Linked DNA regions of Mus musculus: region 2 is linked to region 1. The links are chromatin loops, found by intact Hi-C in ENCODE. Cell type or tissue: left cerebral cortex. All regions are shown on one strand. Links, peaks and the distances in the headings refer to the core of each region. The heading gives the core; the rest is flanking DNA. Region 1 holds the start of A630001G21Rik (RIKEN cDNA A630001G21 gene). Region 2 overlaps Sp110 (Sp110 nuclear body protein).

The links. Hi-C counts contacts between places; a loop is a spot of excess contacts. Peaks named below come from ENCODE experiments on the same cell type or tissue, not always from the same donor. Only the 100,000 strongest peaks of a DNase experiment are listed, where the experiment ranks them.
Region 2: it touches region 1 in a loop (17-fold over the local background); 23 of 42 quality-filtered maps call a loop at or near these places.

What each region holds. Positions count from the first base shown.
Region 1 is chr1:85,731,738-85,740,767 of GRCm38, reverse strand. A630001G21Rik (RIKEN cDNA A630001G21 gene) reads left to right here and starts at 4,162. Exons shown (of 6, transcript NM_177055.3): 1 at 4,162-4,296. In left cerebral cortex, for the core only: a CTCF peak has its summit at 4,069 (motif pointing right); DNase peaks (open chromatin) are centred at 4,082 and 4,904.
Region 2 is chr1:85,577,874-85,586,903 of GRCm38, reverse strand. Sp110 (Sp110 nuclear body protein) reads left to right here. Exons shown (of 12, transcript NM_030194.1): 7 at 609-689; 8 at 1,852-2,001; 9 at 3,324-3,392; 10 at 7,159-7,260; 11 at 7,705-7,847. Among named protein-coding and RNA genes, the nearest start is that of Sp110, 16 kb to the left of the region's middle. In left cerebral cortex, for the core only: CTCF peaks have their summits at 4,965 and 5,192; DNase peaks (open chromatin) are centred at 1,580, 1,833, 3,963 and 5,504.

The DNA of each region.
Region 1 (9,030 bases), core at 602-8,601:
GTGCTCAATTATACTACAGCATAAAAAAAGATTAAAACCTCCCCAAAGGTGACTTGTCTTTAAGAAGCCCACATCTATGTTCTTGAGTCTATGTTTCTTTCTTCTTAGTACTTCTTTCTCCTGCTTAAGGCTATGCTACAATGTCTTCATTAAACCCTACTTCCACACCATTAAAAAATAGTATCAGAACTATAAAGGTAAATGACTGAATTTCAACCTCAGGGTACAATTCATTTTAAAAATATTTAGCCAGGTGACGGTGGCAGTGCACGCCTTTGATCCCAGCACTCAGGAGACAGAAGCAGGCAGATCTCTGAGTTCAAGGCCAGTCTGATCTACAGACTGAGTTCCAGGATAGCCAGAGATACACAGAGAAACCCTGTTTTGAAAAACAAACAAACATGATTATTATGTATGTGTGCTTAGGACGTGGGGAAACCAATAGTGCGGTTATAGGATAACTCTGTAGAAACGGTTCTCTCTTCCCATCTTTATGTGTGTTCTGGGAGTCAAACTCAGTCCTCCATGGTTGTGTAGCAAGCACCTTTGCCCACAGAGCCATCTCACCAGCCCAGTGAGCCACACTTTAATGAAAACAAATAAAGTAACTGGGTCATTGAGAATTAAGTGTGCCACCAGCCCCAGCTTTATGACAATTGCACTGAGTGAGCTCTGACCCCCATCTATGACTCTCCTTGCTGGTTCCTAGGGCATCATGGGAGGAAATGGAGCATTTCAGGGGCAGGAAGTCAGATGAGTTATGTGATGAAAATCTATCTTCTGTTTCAAGATGTGGTGAAACTCCCACTAGCTGCCATCTCCAGGTGTCAGGCAGGAAACTCACTTATGAGTAAAATCAAAACTTCAGTGTGATTGGTCTACAGACTGGACAAGCACTAAGACTTAGCCCAACACAGACTTAAGCCTTTGAAGTCATTCTGTGTTTTCCTGGTGTCTTAGAATTTTTAATTTTTAAAAGATATATTCATTTTCCTTTTTTTTTTGTTTTTTGTTTTGTTTGTTTGTTTGTTTTTTCGAGACAGGGTTTCTCTGTGTAGACCTGGCTGTCCTGGAACTCACTTTGTAGACCAGGCTGGCCTCGAACTCAGAAATCTGCCTGCCTCTGCCTCCCAAGTGCTGGGATTAAAGGCGTGCACCACCACGCCCGGCTTCCTTTATTTTTAAAGGTTTATTTATTTGATGTATATGAGCACACTGTAGCTGTACAGATGGCTGTGAGCCTTCACGTGGTTGTTGGGAATTGACTTTTAGGATCTCTACTTGCTCCAGTCAACCCCGCTCGCTCCGGCCCAAAGATTTATTTATTATTATACATAAGTACACTGTAGCTGTCTTCAGATGCACCAGAAGAGGGCATTAGATGGTTGCCGGGATTTGAACTCTGAACCTTCGGAGTTCAAATCCCTCATTTTTCCTTTAAATATATGAGCATTTGTCTATATGTCAAAGCCTTGTATGCATACATGTGTGCCTCATGCTCTCGGAGGCTGAAAGGGGGTTGGGGCTCCTGGAGTTACTAAGCTGTCACGTGGGTGCCAGGAACTTAACCCAGATCTTTGGCAAGAACCACAGGTGCTCTTTCCTGCTAAGCTACCTCTCCACTCTCTGGAGTCTTGGTTTTGATCTCCTCAAGAAACAGACACTGAGGGGCTGAACAACCATCTGTAATGAGATCTAATGCCCTCTTCTGGTGCATCTGAAGACAGCTACAGTGTACTAAGAAATAATAATAAATAAATCTTGAGCCTGGAGTGAGTGGGGCAGACCAGAGCGAGCAACCTTCATTCCCAGCAACCACATGATGGCTCACAACCGTCAGTACAGCTACCGTGTTCCCATATACATAAAATAAATAAATAAATAAATAAATAAATAAATAAATAAATCTTAAAAAAAAAAAAGAAACAGACACTGAGATATGAGTTTGTAAACTGTGGGGAAGCAGCCACAGAGTGGCCTGCATCTGTAATCCTGACATTCCTAAAGGACGGGTGGGGGGGTGGAGGGTGGTGTGGGGGGAACGTGGGGGGTGGGGATCAGCCAGAAGCTCAATGGACAGCTAGCCTGAAGCACTTAGTAGGAACAGAAACAAGAGAAGCTGCTTCAGCAAGGAGGAAGGTGAGAGCTGCCTTCTGATCTCCACACACCAGAGTGTCAGGGTTCATAGACACCTATACTCACATAACACGTACCCAAAAATAACTTTAATAAGATTTTTAAAAAATGTTGTTTCATGTTGTTTTGCCCGTATGTATATGCACCATGTGTGTGCAGTATCTGCAGAAGCCAGAAGAGGGCATCAGATTCTCCTGGAACTGGAGATACAGATGATTGTGCATCACCATGTGGGTGCTGGGAACCAAACCTGAGTCTCCCACAGGAGCAACAAATGCTCTTAACCACTGAACAATCCCACCAGCCCTGTAAGGAAGTTGTTTTAAATAAGGAAGTAGTACTAGCAGAAAGAGATCAGAGTTTTTCTACAGAGGAGTCGAGGAACTATGAAGCTCACCCAAGACCGTCCTGTTCCTCCCTGGTTGAGGTCTGCTTCTGGTTACATGAAAACCCCAGCACTTCCCATTTGGACTGCTTCAAAGCTTTCAGTATCCAGGCTGGCCAGATAAAATCCCACAGGCAGAGTTGCAGGTATTAGCAAAACACAGCATTTCTTTGCAGGGGTGCCACCCACATATTCGGACACCATAGCTTGAACACTATCACATCTGCTGGAGCTGGCTAAAGTCCCTGGCAACACCAGAGGTTTCATTTAGTGATAAGAAAGGACTCGGTTTAGTAATCACCTGGGCCACAGAGGAGCTGGCTAACTGCTTTTCCTTCTTGCTTGGTGTCTTCTCTTTGGTATCATTGTTTCTTTTTAGTCTCTGCAAGACTGGAGGGGATCAAGAGGAAGGGTTGGGCTTAGAAAAGGCTTTTTTTTTTTTTTTTTAATACTTCTGGTAAGGCTGCCCCTACCGCCCCCAGCACAGCTGTGGCCAGTTTGTTCCATGCCAGCCAACTAAGCAGCTAAGACATATCATTGCTGTAATGTGCCTGCCAGTTATTGATGCAGAAAAAACGACTCCCCTCAGAGCAGGGCCATGCTGACCACATACTCTGTTATGTTCTGTACGTTAAGAGGTTTGCTAATCTTAAGATATTCCACAACTATAAGCTTCAGGTAGGACTCATCAAATTAAAGGTCAATACGAACTGTTATGTCTAAAATGGTTTGAGTCAGGGCTGACTACTGGGCAGCACTTCTAGGTCCTGCCTGTGAACTCATTGTGGGTTTTGCAGTTTTATTTGTTATAAGTCTCTCCTGAGAAATGTCCAGTGTGTATCTTTGAGCTGTCGTCCTGGCGGATGAGTCTTGTGTTCAATAAGCCATCCCTGTTTAACTGAGATAGGTGTTTCTGTGGTTTGTGGGGCGACTCCTGGACCCCAACAACTTGCTCCATTGTAATTTTATATTAGTACTCTCTAGAGTACTCTTGCATGGTGATCACTTACTGGGGAATATTTTGGTGATAGCTCCACGAAGTCTGACATTTCTGGGTGTGGTGATTTGAATGAAAATGTCCCTCTCTCACGGTCTTAGGTGGTTGGGTGTGAGGTTTCCAGTCTAAGGTGCTGTTTGGGGGAGGATTAGACATGGTGTACCTTGAGGAAGTACATCTCGGAGTTTTGAGGTTTCGAAGGCACACACCGTTTCCAGTCCCCCACCCCCATTCCTGCAGTAAGAGATTCGAGCTCCGTTGTTCCTGTACCGTGACTGCGGCTGATTGTTTCTATTCTCTGCCATGTTGGACTTTTACCCCTCTGGAACTGTAAAAGCCCAAATAAACTCTCCTTTACGATGCCTTGAGTGTGGTATTTTATCAGAGCAGCAGAAGAGTAACTGCTACAGGTCCCACCTTCAAAATATTTCATTATGTGTAAAGCAAATATCATCAAATCTCCAAAAGCTGGAAAGCTAAATATGATTATGGTCCAAGTGGTTTCAGGCTGAAGGCCTCTCAACCTGTATTTCTAAAGGTGCAGTAACCAAGTGCTACCACCAGAGGTCAGGATAGACTTTGCAGAGACCCGAGAGAGGGAACGTGGTACAGGGAGACACAGAGGAAGTGAATGCAAATTTCACTAAAGTTTTCCCTAAACCCACCCCAGATCGAGGTCCTAGCTTTCGCTCTGCTTTCTGTACTTGCTACTGACCACAATTGACGCCCGCCGTGAGGAAGGCTGAAGGTGTCCCCTGCGGACTCCCCCAGACCCAAGGTAGCTAACTGGGGAGGAGGTGGAAGGGTGTTTGGGATGAAGTGAGGGAGAGGAGGGAGGGAGGCCTTGACTCCCAGAGGACTCCTTAAATGAGTCTATGAAATAGCCCGATACCAGACAGATTAATGCACCACAGAGAGCAAACTTATTAACGAACAAGAGAGGTGCTTAAGCATTCTTTTGGAAGGGGAAGGGGTGTTAGGCAGCCTGTGAAGTGTTTTAGGTGAAAACAAACAGATAGAATGGATGGTGGCTTGAGACAGAGTTTCTCTGAGAGAGCTGACTTCTAGCTTCCTCTCCTGGCATGAGACAATCACTCTTCTATGGAACTCTCAGGGAAGCACTGCTGTAAGGGAATTCTCTCAAAAGACCTGCCTTTAGGCAGAAGAGGGCTTTCAGAGAAAGTCTCCAACACGTGCTGTTTCTCCTTGCTCATCTCAAGGGTTCCAAAGTGGTACACTTGGGCTGCTATGTCCTGTACTCCTTCCTGTAAGAGGGTCAGGACCGGAGCCATTTACGGACCAGCCTCAGGGGAGCACCCAGCCTGAGGTCATATCCTTCAGGGAGGGAAGGGGTGGAGTCTGCCCCCAGGGGGCCACTGCTGATTTCCCCTTAGTGCCCTGCGCTGCTCCTCCTGGGGTAGGGTTGTGGTTGGCGGGGGTGGGGGTAAGGCTAGGAGGTGGGGGTGGGGGGCAAGCAGAGGAGGTGCCACTTGCTAGCCCCTGAAGCTGTCTATATGTGTTTGCTCATTTTTATCGCACCGGCAGTGTGGTTTGGGATGGACCAACTACCGTTCAGGAAAGGACATTAGCAAGTTCCTGCTTCTAGAGGAAGAGCTAAGGGCTAGGATGAAGGCTTAGCACTTCTTTGTCCAAGTTTAATTCCTGGTTTCGTTTTTCTGTTAAAAATCGTTAAATTTCAAAAGTGTACTCAGACCCTGACTTTCCAGTTCAGCCCTGCCCACATCCAGTCGTGGCCTAATCGAGGGAGGAGGGCAGGGACCCCGGAAATCTTTCTTTGCCAATACCCAGCATTGTTTTGGAGAGACTGATTCTTGGTAGAAGCTATAATCCAGCAGAATAGAAAGCTGGGGTGATCTGCCAAGCCTTTGCTCCGACTGGGTCCCATTTTGCCTTTGTCCAGCTATGTCAACACTATCCAAAACAATTACTGATTCAACAACCACTATAGAATTTCCAACAGCCCTTCCCACCATATTCTAATAGTTTGGGCTTTTCCGGCCCACAAAAATGGAGATGCTGAACCTCAGAGTCGTACGGTACTGTAGGGGCCCCTGAAGAGCCAGAACGGTCTTAGGGAAGAATACAGATAGATGGATGAGTTACCCTTTCCATCTCTGAAACACTTCAAACCTGCAGTTCCCAAGGCAGTGGGGTGCTCTGGCGTGGGGACTAACAAATGGACTGAAGAGAGATACATGAGCAGGCATAGATAGTGGGTTTTCAGCAGGGATGTTAAGACTAAACTGAAATGTTTAATGCTTTTGAATTTCATACATAGGTACTGTGTTTTCATCATTTCCATTCTCCTGTCCCCTTCACTGTCCCCTTCACTGTCCCCTTCACTCCCTTGCAAAGCAGTGGCCTCTTCCTCTTTCACTATTACTGCTATACTTACACAATGTATGTATGTATGTATGTATGTATGTATGTATGTATGTATGCATGCATGCACATACATGTGCACAGCCTGCTGAGTTCCTCTAGTGTTGCTCCCATGTCTGTGTGTATAGGGAGAACCACTTGGGGTCAGATGACCTATAAGGGGGCTCATCCCCCAGATGCCACCTCTCAGCAGCTACTAATTACTAATTAATTCTTGATGCAGGGATAGGAAGAGCAATTAGACATCTACTCACTCCAGACAGGAAGCAGGTGTGGGTCCAGGGCCGTTCAGAGATTCACAGTCTCAAAGTCTCAAGTTTTGGTTTTAGTAAAGTAAAAGCTTTTTTTTTTTTTTTTTTTTTTTGGTTTTTCGAGACTCGAGACAGGGTTTCTCTGTGTATCCCTGGCTGTCCTGGAACTCGCTCTGTAGACCAGGCTGGCCTCGAACTCAGAAATCCGCCTGCCTCTGCCTCCCAAGTGCTGGGATTAAAGGCGTGCGCCACCACGCCCGGCAAGTAAAAGCTTTTTATACAAACAAACAAACAAACAAACAAACAAACACAAATGGCCAGGACCAAACCAGAAAGAGTTCCCCAGGTAAGTTCCCCTACCTATTGTTAGTTCAAAGATTATAAAGGTGAAAACTATACAGTTGTAATTTGGGTAAGACAAATTAACTCGTATCCTGTCTGTGAGCAGGCAAGGCTTGATTTTGTAAACAGATGTCCAGCAGGTACCTCAGTCATCCAAGCTAGGGTTTCATACAAAAATGGGATTTAACAGTTAGCCTATTTGATCTTGTGACCCTATTACTTTGTTGGGATAGCTGAGGAGGTGAAATATTTTTGTAACAATCAGCAGGTTTTAAGAATAGCTCAATTGCATCAGGAAATAGTCTATCTCAGGCTAGCTGACAGGGTACATTCAAGGTAGGGGAAACTTCCTTATGGCTTATACAAGCTCAAAACAATTTTGTTTTTACAAGGCTTGCACAGCAAGTTTATCCTCTAAACACAATGTTCACCATTACAGAAGCCATGACAGACCAAACTGTGGATACTACCAATGTCCTACTTGGTGAACCAACGCGTTTTACTGGGGTTACTTACAGGAACATGGGTGAGGGGTTTCTTGCAGGAACAGAAATGACTCAAAGTTGCATCAGCAAATACCAGCCCAACAAAGCCAACAGCTCCCAAAGCTAGGAATCTGGAACACAGTGTACACAGCCTGTAGGCAGCTCAAACAGGTTGGGAAATGTCCTTTCCTGGTGCCTCGGTGGGTCTAAACCTCAACCAGGCGGCCCTGCTGGTTTCTGTTTCTTTAAGGAAAGCTGTTTTGATCCTAGAATCAATTCTTTGCTGCTTCTCTGCTCTGAGAGTCATCTTAGCAGCTTGCCTTCCCTTCACCTGAGAAGGACTTTGAGCACTGACTTTTAACTCTGGCAGAGAGGGGCCGAATGGATCTGGTCGATTTTAGGAACTTCCTGAAGCTGTTGAATTGTTTACCTTCCTGCTTGAGGATCTTACTTGCAGGATGGGATGTTTTAATCTCTGAGGAAACTGTTACATAGTATTCCACCCCTTTCTCCTCTCCTCATTACTTTCTTTCCACCTCATCTCATCCCTTAACTTTGGAGGGGGTGACTATAGATGTCCACCTATGGCTAGGAAACAGGCCACCATGCCACAGTAACAAGTCACTTGTTATCTGGAGCTTCACCAGGAGCTATGAGTTGAAGCTGACAGTGATCTATGGGTGCAGACACACAAATTTAGAAGGCAGTTGAGCAAGCACGCCAAATCCATCTAGAAAATCCATCTAGAGATTGCTTTCCCATTGAGGCCTATGACCTCCTCATCTGCATGCTTTTGTACTGGCTGACACTACCAGACGTGAACTCCCTTTTGTGGAGTGGGCCTTAAATCTAATGGGAAGGTTTTGCCCATGACAGCTGAGCCACTATTGCACAAGCAGGCACATCCTGCTAGAAAGCCGGTATTTCAAAATGCAGGAACAATAGCTAAGCAGAGGTGTTGGGTGACAGTTCCACACCAGCAGCCTGTGTGGCCCCTTCTGATACTATGGGAGCCAGCCAGCAGGATGTGGGTTTACCGTTATGTCACAGCTGAATTTCTCACCCTATAGTCAAAACACACAGATATGTAGTGTCTTCAACAATAAGGTTCTATTGTTTAGCCCTGGTATACAACCAACCACAGTAGCAATAGCCTATATCATGTGAGGACCCTCAGGGGCTTCTCTGGCCAATGACTCACAGGGAGGTAGCCTATCCTGGGCCTGAGGATTTTCATTCCCTTTCCTCCTGTGTATGGTATTGTTGGATTTAAACTCTTCAGCTGTTGGTGCAGTCACTAAAGATTGCTCAGTGGCCTTAAAGGACTTTGGCCCTGGGACAGCCTGCATGGCATTGGGACTGGGGCTTATAGACACCACATTTCACTATTGTAAGTATGTATGCCACCTTTGTAGGGTTTGATTCTGTGCTACACCAAATGGACCTCAGCCTTTATTCTAGACCTTTATCAGATAAGCCATTTTTACAGTCATTGAAGGTGGAGCAAGTTATGGATTCTGTAAGTGTTACAGCTCGGAGGGTAAAGGCTTTGAAGGGGCTCTAGCCAACCTGAGCATGCCAATCATGGCTCTGGAAGGCCTTGCCCTTCCTCCCAATTCCTTCTGCCTAAAAACAATTAGAGTCCATTCCTGAAACTAGCCGCCAAGGTCTATTCCCATATTTGGGCACTTCCTCCTCCCAAGGCTGACAACCAAGGTCTAGCTGTCAAAGTATTGAAGTCCAGCAATTGAAAGCCCCCTTTGGCTCACCTAGTTAACATGGTCAGTAAAAATTAAACACCTCATCTTAACACGGGGGTCCCCTTTTACCACTATAAACTGCCATTTTCCTATGGGCCACATCTGTCTCCTCTCTATCCAGGGACAGTCCTTTCTCTCTCCCTTGTTCCCCCCCCCCCCATCCTCTATCTCCTGTCTTTGCCTCTAAATCCCCACCCTTTGTCTCTCTGAAGCAAATAAATCTTTGTGCTAAGAAGTTGGCCTGGGGGGGGGGTCCTGAGCCCATCCTGAC
Region 2 (9,030 bases), core at 990-8,989, 150 kb after region 1:
TACCATGGAACATATGCCCAACCTCCACATACTGATAAATGTCATAATTATGATAATGATAATAATGATAAAAACACTGTGACCTTTCTGATACTGTCATCCATTGGTTTCCCCATTGCTTCCTGGAAGCCTTCCAAGTCCGTTTTCTCCCACCTCGGTTCTTTCCATGGTCCTGGATGCTTTCAAGTGCTGGGATAGCAGGCAAACGATCCAATACTCCAGCTGCTCAAGTCTTTATCTCCTCATGTCTGGTTCTTGTTTTCCCTTCACAAATTCTTGGTTTCTCATGCCCAGAAGTCATCCTTAGGCTCTACCATTATCTGTTCCCTAGCTTAATTTCCCAAGAACTGATTCAAAGAATTCTCATTTTAACACTTGTCCTTGAAGCTTGCTCCTTCTAGTTCAAAACTCTGATCTCTTCTTCCTTCCCAGCTGGTCATTTAAAAAGGTTAGGGTTGAGATCAGAGAGATAACTCGGAGTTAAATCATACACATATACACACGTGCAAGTGCACAATTAACAGACAAAAACATAGTTGAATTCTTTAAATAAAAAAGACTGACAGCTCTATGTGACTATAAAAGACTTTGTTTTGTTTTCTTCTTAGCAAGAAGAAAAAAACGTCCGAACTGGTCAAATTCCAAAAGAAGACGGCAGAAAAAAAAGCCCCGTCAAGATGAGATGATGGGTAAGGGGATGCTGGAGGAGACTCCAGCAAGGGGGTACAGGAGGAGGCTTCAGCAAAGGCTGTAGATCTGATGGAGTTCGTTCTGAACTCACTGGATAGGCAGGCACACAAGAGTTCTGGTCAGCACAGCGAACTGGCTTTAAATTTCACCAGACCTGTTTTGCCACTGAGTAAATGGTGAACTGGAACATGTTGGAATCCTGTTCTGAGGTTACACAGCCCAAGGTGAAGGGTGCAGAGTGTCAGGTTTCCTCTTTATTTATACACACTAGGATGGCAACCATCCTTCCTAACTAAAGGGAGAGTAAATAAACTTTGCTACTTTGAGATAAGGTGCAGAAGAGCCTGGGTCCTAGCCCTGAGAGGCAGTTCAGAGGAAAAGCCCCCAGAAAAGCTTCAGAAAGGTGTTCTCATGCCAGTGGATGCAGCTGTCCTTGGGGAGGCAGCTTCCAAAGTCCCGAGAGGAAAAAGTGCTGTGTCCTCCCCTCCTCAGTGAAGGCCACTCATCCATCCACCAGTCCTGTCCACTGCAGAGCCTCTGGGCCTCTGCCACCCCTCGCCCAGAAGCTGTCTTCACGACAGGCATAGGGCTGTCCCCTGCGATGCTTTAGAGGTGCCCAGTGGCCTTCGGGTGTTGCCTGTCTGAACATGGGTGCTACATGGAAGTCCCTTCCTCACTGCCTGAAGAATCCCAGGCCTGTGCCTCATGGTTTACGAGTCTTAGAAACAGGAATCAGAATCTGCCCTGATCCCGAATCCCTCCATATTTATTTATTTGGTTAAATCTTTGTTTGTTTGGTTGGTTTGGTTTTGGTATGGTTTGGTTTTTCTTTGTGTGCCCTTGGATGTCCTGGAACTAGCTCTGTAAACCAGGCTGGCCTCAAGAAATCAAAACTCATGGATACGTGCCTGCCTCTGCCTCTCAAGTGCCAGGATTAAATGTGTGCACCAGCACTGCCCAGCTACCTGGTTAATTCTTATAAGAGCTCCCTGGGGTGGGAACTTATGGTGATGTGGGGGGAGAAAGCATGGTGCACATAAGAGAAAACAGCAAAAGTGAGGTACATTCACCTGGAAGGGGGGCTGGGATGGGGAGCCTATGAAGGAAGGAAGGAGTGTTCCAGGAACCTCCATTTCAACCACACATGAGTCGTCTCAGCAGGAGTGGCCTCACCTGGACATGGAGTTCAAGAGAAGCTCAAGGCAGTGAGCAGGAGGACTTTGTGGAAAGATGACTCATCTACGAACGTGAAGGAGGTGACCAAGACACAGAGAACAAGGATGAGGCGTGCCCAGACATCCAATTCACAAGGTAAGGCTGAGGGTGGCACCTGCCATTGGAAAGGCTCAGCCTGGGCAAATCTCTCAGAGCTGGTGCAGGGGTCGGGGGATACATGACCTCCGTGTTAGCAGAGAGATTTTCAGAGAGAACAGGCGAGGGGCAAAGAGAGGCAACGAATGGACAAGGAGTTTTTGATAAAGAAACAGCCACAGGTCACCTCAGTTGAGACCTAAGAAAGAGGGTGTCAACCCTTTAGATTTAACAATCTTAAAGATTACTAAGAACTTCCCAAGGTCTACATCTGTGTTGTTTATGTCTACCTGTTTCTCCATTATTCATAGTTAAAAAAAAACATAATTTAAAAAAAATCTTTGTTTAAAGTGAAATAATTTGGTCAAGGAAGCATGTGAGAGAAAATTATTTCTGAAGCAAAAACAAACTTAGAAGACGGGTGTCCGTGCAAGCTCCTGCAGTTCTCAGTGATGTCGGGCTCTGTGAGAAACAGGTAGATGCTTAGAGCTGCGTCTGAACTCACGCACCTGACTGTGGCTGTGGCTGAGGATGGGGAGAGGATCTCGCCGCACATGGAACTCCAGTCCTTTGCAAGGGCACTGCATGCTCTTAACCAGCCCCATCATCTGTCAGCTAGACTCTGAATCCTTATCTCTGGTACTGTTGTTCTCTGCTAAAATAAACTGTTACGCCAGCTGCGTGTGGTAGCCTGTGCCTATAATCCCAGCACTTAGGAGGCAAAGGTGGGTAGATCTCTTTGTGTCCAATCTCTTTGATCTTTCTTTCTTTCTTTCTTTCTTTCTTTCTTTCTTTCTTTCTTTCTTTCTTTCTTTCTTTCTTTCTTTCTTTCTTTTTTGGGTTTTTTTTTTTTGATACAGTGGTTTGTTTTGTTTGTTTGTTTGCTATGTACCCCTAGCTGGCTTCAAACTCACTATATAAATCAGCCTGGCTTCAAATTCAGAAAGATAAGATACACTTGCCTCTGCCTACCAAGTACTCAGATTCAACGTGTGACCCTCCACATCTGGCTCTCCATCTTGGACAGGTCTTCTACTCATATAAGACTTTATAATGTCTCAGACATTTGGAAAGTGTTGAACTATATTGTGAGCTAGCAACACAGGTACATACATATTCTTGGGACAACTATGTAATTTGGAGACGTGACAGAAGTGTTCTTTCTATTCTGAACTTTCCACTTTCCCACCCTCGGGAGAGGAGGCAACTTGGAGTCTGCAATCCTCAGCTCTGAAGTATGTGAGGCCCTTCGAGGGTTGGGAGACTCCTCACAGAGTGTCCACGGACAAAGAACAGTGTTTCTTTCTTCTTCTTTCTTTTAGAGATCAGCAAAGAGGCATCAAAAACAAGTGGTAGAAAGAGGCCCAGCACAGCACGAAGAACCACACAAGGTAAGGATGGGGCACTGTGGGTCTCAAGATGCAGCCAGCGGGGACCCACAGTCAGAGCAGCCAGGCTGCTCTAAGCCAGACTTCCACTGCCCTAAAGAGCCCTTTGGATATTTCTTTTCTCACCACAACCTTCTCATGATAGCTTAAGACTACTTATATATAGACATGCATGGACTGGACTATGTGTGTGGTGTTACTCATCTTTCCCCCCTCCTATAAAAATATAATGTTTGACCACTGAGGACAGTATCGCCACTGCTGAGAATCTGTGTTCGAGAATATTGCTCACCCTACACTGAAAATCTCCAGCTTATGAATCAGGGTTGTTTCTAGAAATCCAGGCTCTTCCCAGACGGCTCAAAGGTTAAGGAGCACTGGCTGCTCTTCCAGAGGACCCAGGTTTTGATTCCCAGCATCCACATGGTGGCTCAAAATGATCTTTTAACTCCAGCTCAAGGAGATCCAATGACTTCTAGCCTCCGGGAGCACCAGGCATGATCGTGGTACACAGCTATACATGCAAGCAAAACAAAACACCCATATACAGACAAAACTATGCATAGGCAACCCGCACTGTTACGAAAGGACTCATGGGCCAAAGGGTGCGTATGTAGGTCAGAGGATGAGTATTATGGAGAGCAGAGGATGAGTTTTGTGGAGTTCAGGCTCCTAGAATGAGATTCAGGGTGCCAGGCTTACATAGCAAGCCCCATTACTCGAGGAGCCAACTCTTGATCCCACCACACATTTCTGGCACACAAAAACTACTGCTTGCTTTAAGAAATGAGCTCTGGAATCTTCTGTTTCTCCCCCACAGTCTCTCTCCTCCCTTTCCCCTCCCTCTGTTGTCGTCTTCTTCTTCTTCTTCTTCTTCTTCTTCTTCTTCTTCTTCTTCTTCTTCTTCTTCTTCTTCTTCTTCTTCTTCTTCTTCTTCTTCTTCTCCTCCTCCTCCTCCTCCTCCTCCTCCTCCTCCTCCTCCTCCTCCTCCTCCTCCTCTTCCTCCCTCTCCTCTTCCTCCTCCTCCCTTTCCCCTTTCTCCCTCTTCCTCCTCTCTCGTCCTCCTCCTCTTCCTCCTTTTCTTCTTTATTCTTTTATTTTTATTTAAACAGCCCAGGTTCTGCAAATCACTGGAGATGCTCTTCTATGTTCCATGCCTTTGTGGAACAAGGATACTCTCCCAGCCCCCAGTAGCAGAGAGCACCTCACTGCTTTGCAAATTCCAGTCCTTCTGGTTGGTTTCTCTTAGTCAGCACTATAACTGCCACTGTGTGCTCCCACCACCACCACCACCTCTTCCTCATAGTCACCCAGAAGAAATCCTATCTTCCTGCTCCCTCTGTGTTCCACACCCATAGGTACCACCTTAAATAAGTATTGCTTTCACAAGGAAATCCCCCCCAACTCCCAACCCTCCTCCCCCCTCCTCCCCCTTCTCACCCCTCCCACTCCACCCCCACCCCCACCCGCCCCAGTCCAGGGGCAGGAGCATAGATAGGTCTCCAGATGTGGCTTGCCCCAGGGACTTCTCTTCAAGGCTCTTTCAGACTTTTGGGCAATTGTCTGTGTGCCTTCTGTTTACTTTGTGGGTGGCACTGGAGGTCAGAAGTGGATCAGTCTTGTTTTCTGTTTTGTGTCTGGCTACCTTGTGCCTCTGTTTATACCTAAACAACTAACAAATCAGGACAGTGGCCAGGACACTATGAATGCCCATACCAGGGCCTATGCTTCCCTCTGCTGGACGGTCCTTGTACTGCGCATTGCGTGGATTGTTTCTCTGGGACCTTATGCAGAGGCTTGATTGGACGGGGTAAATCCATGATGCCCTTGCCCATCATGCTGTCATTTGATTGTCATGATGGAACTCAAGAAAAAGCAAAAGAAAAATTGACTCAGAGGAGCTAAAATCCACTTAGGTGCTTCTGAATGCCTTTTTTTTCCTTTCCAATGAAAAAGCGAATATTCCCAGATGCCTCTTTAGTCTTTTTTAATGAAACACTTAAGGAAGCAGGAGCCCAGATCCATGCTGACTGTTGTCCTCCTACAGCTTCCCCTGACTTCCAGCACATGCCCCTCCCATATTCATATCTCACTGAATCCAGTTGATTCTGGGTGTGGAGCCATCTGCTGGAGCACGGGCAACCTAGGAGGTACCACACACCCCATCAGCTGGCAAGTTCCTACTGCAGAAACGATACAGAGATAGCTCTGATCTGTCTGCATCCCAGGGCCAGCTCCCTGTCACTGTCAGGGTTCCTCACTCTCCCCATGTCTGAGCCACTCACCCCATCTATTAAGTGGATGATGCTTGCCTTCTTTTTGTTGGAATGAATGATGCAATTCTTGATGGTCTTGATCTGTCTGGGACGTCTCCAGCCACCCTACTTCAGCCCTTCCCCCTCACCCAGGCCCTTGGTCCACGGGTCATGCCTGGACATGCCACCTTCTCAGGTGTAGCCATCACCTTAGCATTTCCCCCTGTGTTCTGGAAGCATCCACAAGCTGCTCTTTGGATTGCTAATTAGGTTTTTTCCATCCCATCTCTCCCCTTCCTTATCAGGCTTCCTCCATAGAAGCTCCTTCACATAAGGAAATTGTTTTTTATCTTTAATTGCTTACTTACAGGCTCCCGGCTGTTTGCTCACGCTAATGAGGGCCTACACCAGCTGTTGCAGCTCCTTAGACTAGGGCTGGCTATTGCTGAGGAGTCACACACAGGCTGCCCCTCAGGCTCCATCTTGTACTGAAATGGGCAAAGGAGACTAGGCCAAGCACCAGTGAGAACTCACCAGCAGACTGCCCTTTCTGGTCAGGTTCATGGCTTTAGAAGTCCTCAGAACTAAAGGCCCATTGCATTTGGGATACATGGGGTACCTGCAACAGGCAAAAGAGGGGGTGATGCTCGTGGCCTGACCCTGCATGTGAACTTGCTGCTCACAGCACCCCAAGCCCCCACTGCCCCTTTATCTGTTGCAAGCATATTCAGGACATCCGACTTCTTTACTTACTATAGAGAATTAGCAAAGATGTTTCCATGGAGACAGAGAACCATAGATCCCCACACTGTGCTAATCTGCCCACCCCACGGGGTTTATAACAGTAGTTCAGGGTTCCCTGTGACTCTGCTTCTCCCTCAAATTAGGATCTGATAGCAGCAAACCTCCTACTCAAATCGGGTAACAGCACTGCAACCTCATCGGTCCTTCTAGGAAACCACAGAGCCAAGAGTCTGCCTCTGGCTCCAGATTCTCATCTACTGTACTGTTTTTGAAAGGATACTGGAGATGGGTGATGGGACAAACCAGTCCACATGCTAGCCTGAATGCCAGCCTGGCTCCTTCTAAGCTGGGCATCCTTTGGGGCTCTTTAGATCCATGCCCTTCGGTCCTGGAAGCTCCTCCTCCCACAGCATAACACTCCTGGCTCCATCTTCCCAAAGTAATTAATTAATTGATGTTCTTCTCTTACACCAACCTCAAACTCAACACTCATTTACAGCACTTTCCTCTGTCTCCAAGAGACAGCCCTGCATGAACTCTCCCTGAGGGGAAGGAAGCAGGAACTACCAAGAGCTATTTTTAAAACCCTTTCACAAATGTTTCAATTGACTCTTAGCTTGAGATCCCTGCTCTGAGCTTCCGAGCTGCCAAATCTTTCCTGGTGCAAGTGGCAGACTTGTCCTGAAGTTGGGCTGTCTGCAGGTGATGACCTTGGACCTCATCTCTCAGTGCAGGTCACTTCACTTATCTGAGTCTGTTTGCTCTCCCAGTTCCAGAGAAGACCAAGAATGACGCTGTGGATTTCTCTCCCACACTCCCTGTGACCTGTGGTAAGGCCAAAGGGACTTTGTTCCAAGAGAAACTGAAGCAAGGTGAGTGCCTGCTCTTCTGATGCTCTGGTCCCGGGATGATGGGTAGGCTGGAAGGGAAGAGTGTGCCAGTTGAGTAACTTGTCAAGAAACAGACCCTGCTAGCCAGGCTGTAAGAGGGAAAAAAAACAAAAGCTACAACAAAAAGACTTCCCAAGAAGTTTCCAGACTTTTCCGTGGAGATGCATCTGGAAACCACATGAGCCGTCTGTCTGTGAGCCCTCTGAACTAGACACTGTCCTTGCTACAAGAATCTGCCCCACTCCCTCGGTGGCCTGTAGGGATTATGGTCCCCTGAAGCTAAGAGAGGGAGCCTCTTCTTTCACCCCAGAGGAATCCCCTCTTGCTCTGGGACAGTGAAAAGCCATAGCAGGGAGACTCAAAGGTCTGTGGTAAAGTCACAGAGGATCCAGGTGGGTCCTGGAATGGCCTGTCTTTTTCTTACAGGAGCCTCAAAAAAGTGCATTCAGAATGAGGCAGGAGATTGGCTCACTGTAAAGGAATTTTTAAATGAAGGGGGAAGGGCCACATCAAAAGACTGGAAGGGCGTTATACGTTGTAACGGGGAGACATTAAGACATCTGGAGCAGGTATTGTAATGACCAAGGGTGATGGATTAATATCCTGGAAGAGTGGGTGGAAATTCAATAGCAAAAATGTAGATAAATTCCCATTTTGACTCAACAGCATGACTTACAAAGAGCCAGATGTTCAAGCAGAAAACATTGTAGATGGCAAAGTTAGAACCACAGATAGATGCACATGATGAAGACCTAGTGCAAGCAGAATATGCTGAGAGTAATGGAGGCCAAGGTTGCTGTGATCAAGTAAGATTTAAGAAGCTTAGCCGGGCATGGTGGCACAAGCCTTTAATCTCAGCACTTGGGAGGCAGAGGCAGATGGATTTCTGAATTTGAAGCCAGCCTGGTCTACAGAGTAAGTTCCAGGACAGCCAGGGCTACACAGAGAAACCCTGTCTCAAAAAACCGAAAAAAACAAACAAACAAACAAACAAAAAAGCTTTAAGAAGCTTAGCCTGGTGAGTTTGAGTAGGGATTGGAAGGAAACCAGCTGCAGCCAAAGAATTCTTTGTGTCCTCAGTCTGATAAGACTTTATTGAAAGCCTGGTTCATATGGAACGTGTGAGATATTTTCAGCCACTTCAACTGTAGCAATCTCCCTTCTACACCTTGTGACACTCTCTTTCTAACTTGTAACAGTTGCAGAAGGCATGAGTCATTGCAATTCCTAGACATAGCCTCCCCATAATATGCAAACCATTATCACAAGGTGCCGCCCAGTGTTCGTTTCCTCCTCTGGGTATCCAGGCTCATTACACACCAACTAAACGGGGGCAGGTGGGTGCAATACAGGATCTTGGTTGATGGTGAGAGCACAAGAAACAAACAGCCTTCTCAGGAGACAGCTCCTTTAATTGGAGCAGAAGAAAGACCATTTATATCTTTGGGGAATGGGTAGAGGCTTTTGAGGGGAATAGACATCATTGACCAGAGCCAGGGTTCTGGGAATGCCTTATTTGCGTGAAGAGGAATCCCAGGTGCTTGCCAAATGTGACCTTATAAGGAGAGAGGAAGTTGAACCTGTAACCTGGCTGCCAGGCTAAAGGGCCACCTCAGGGTTGGCAGAGGTTGGGAGTGTAAGGCTCCATGGACCTGGACGTGCAGGCCCAGGGCAGGAAAGGTACAGTCCTATTCCTGCTGGTCTCAAAATGAGATTTTGGGGGTTTGGATATACCTTGACTTCTGTCTTGAC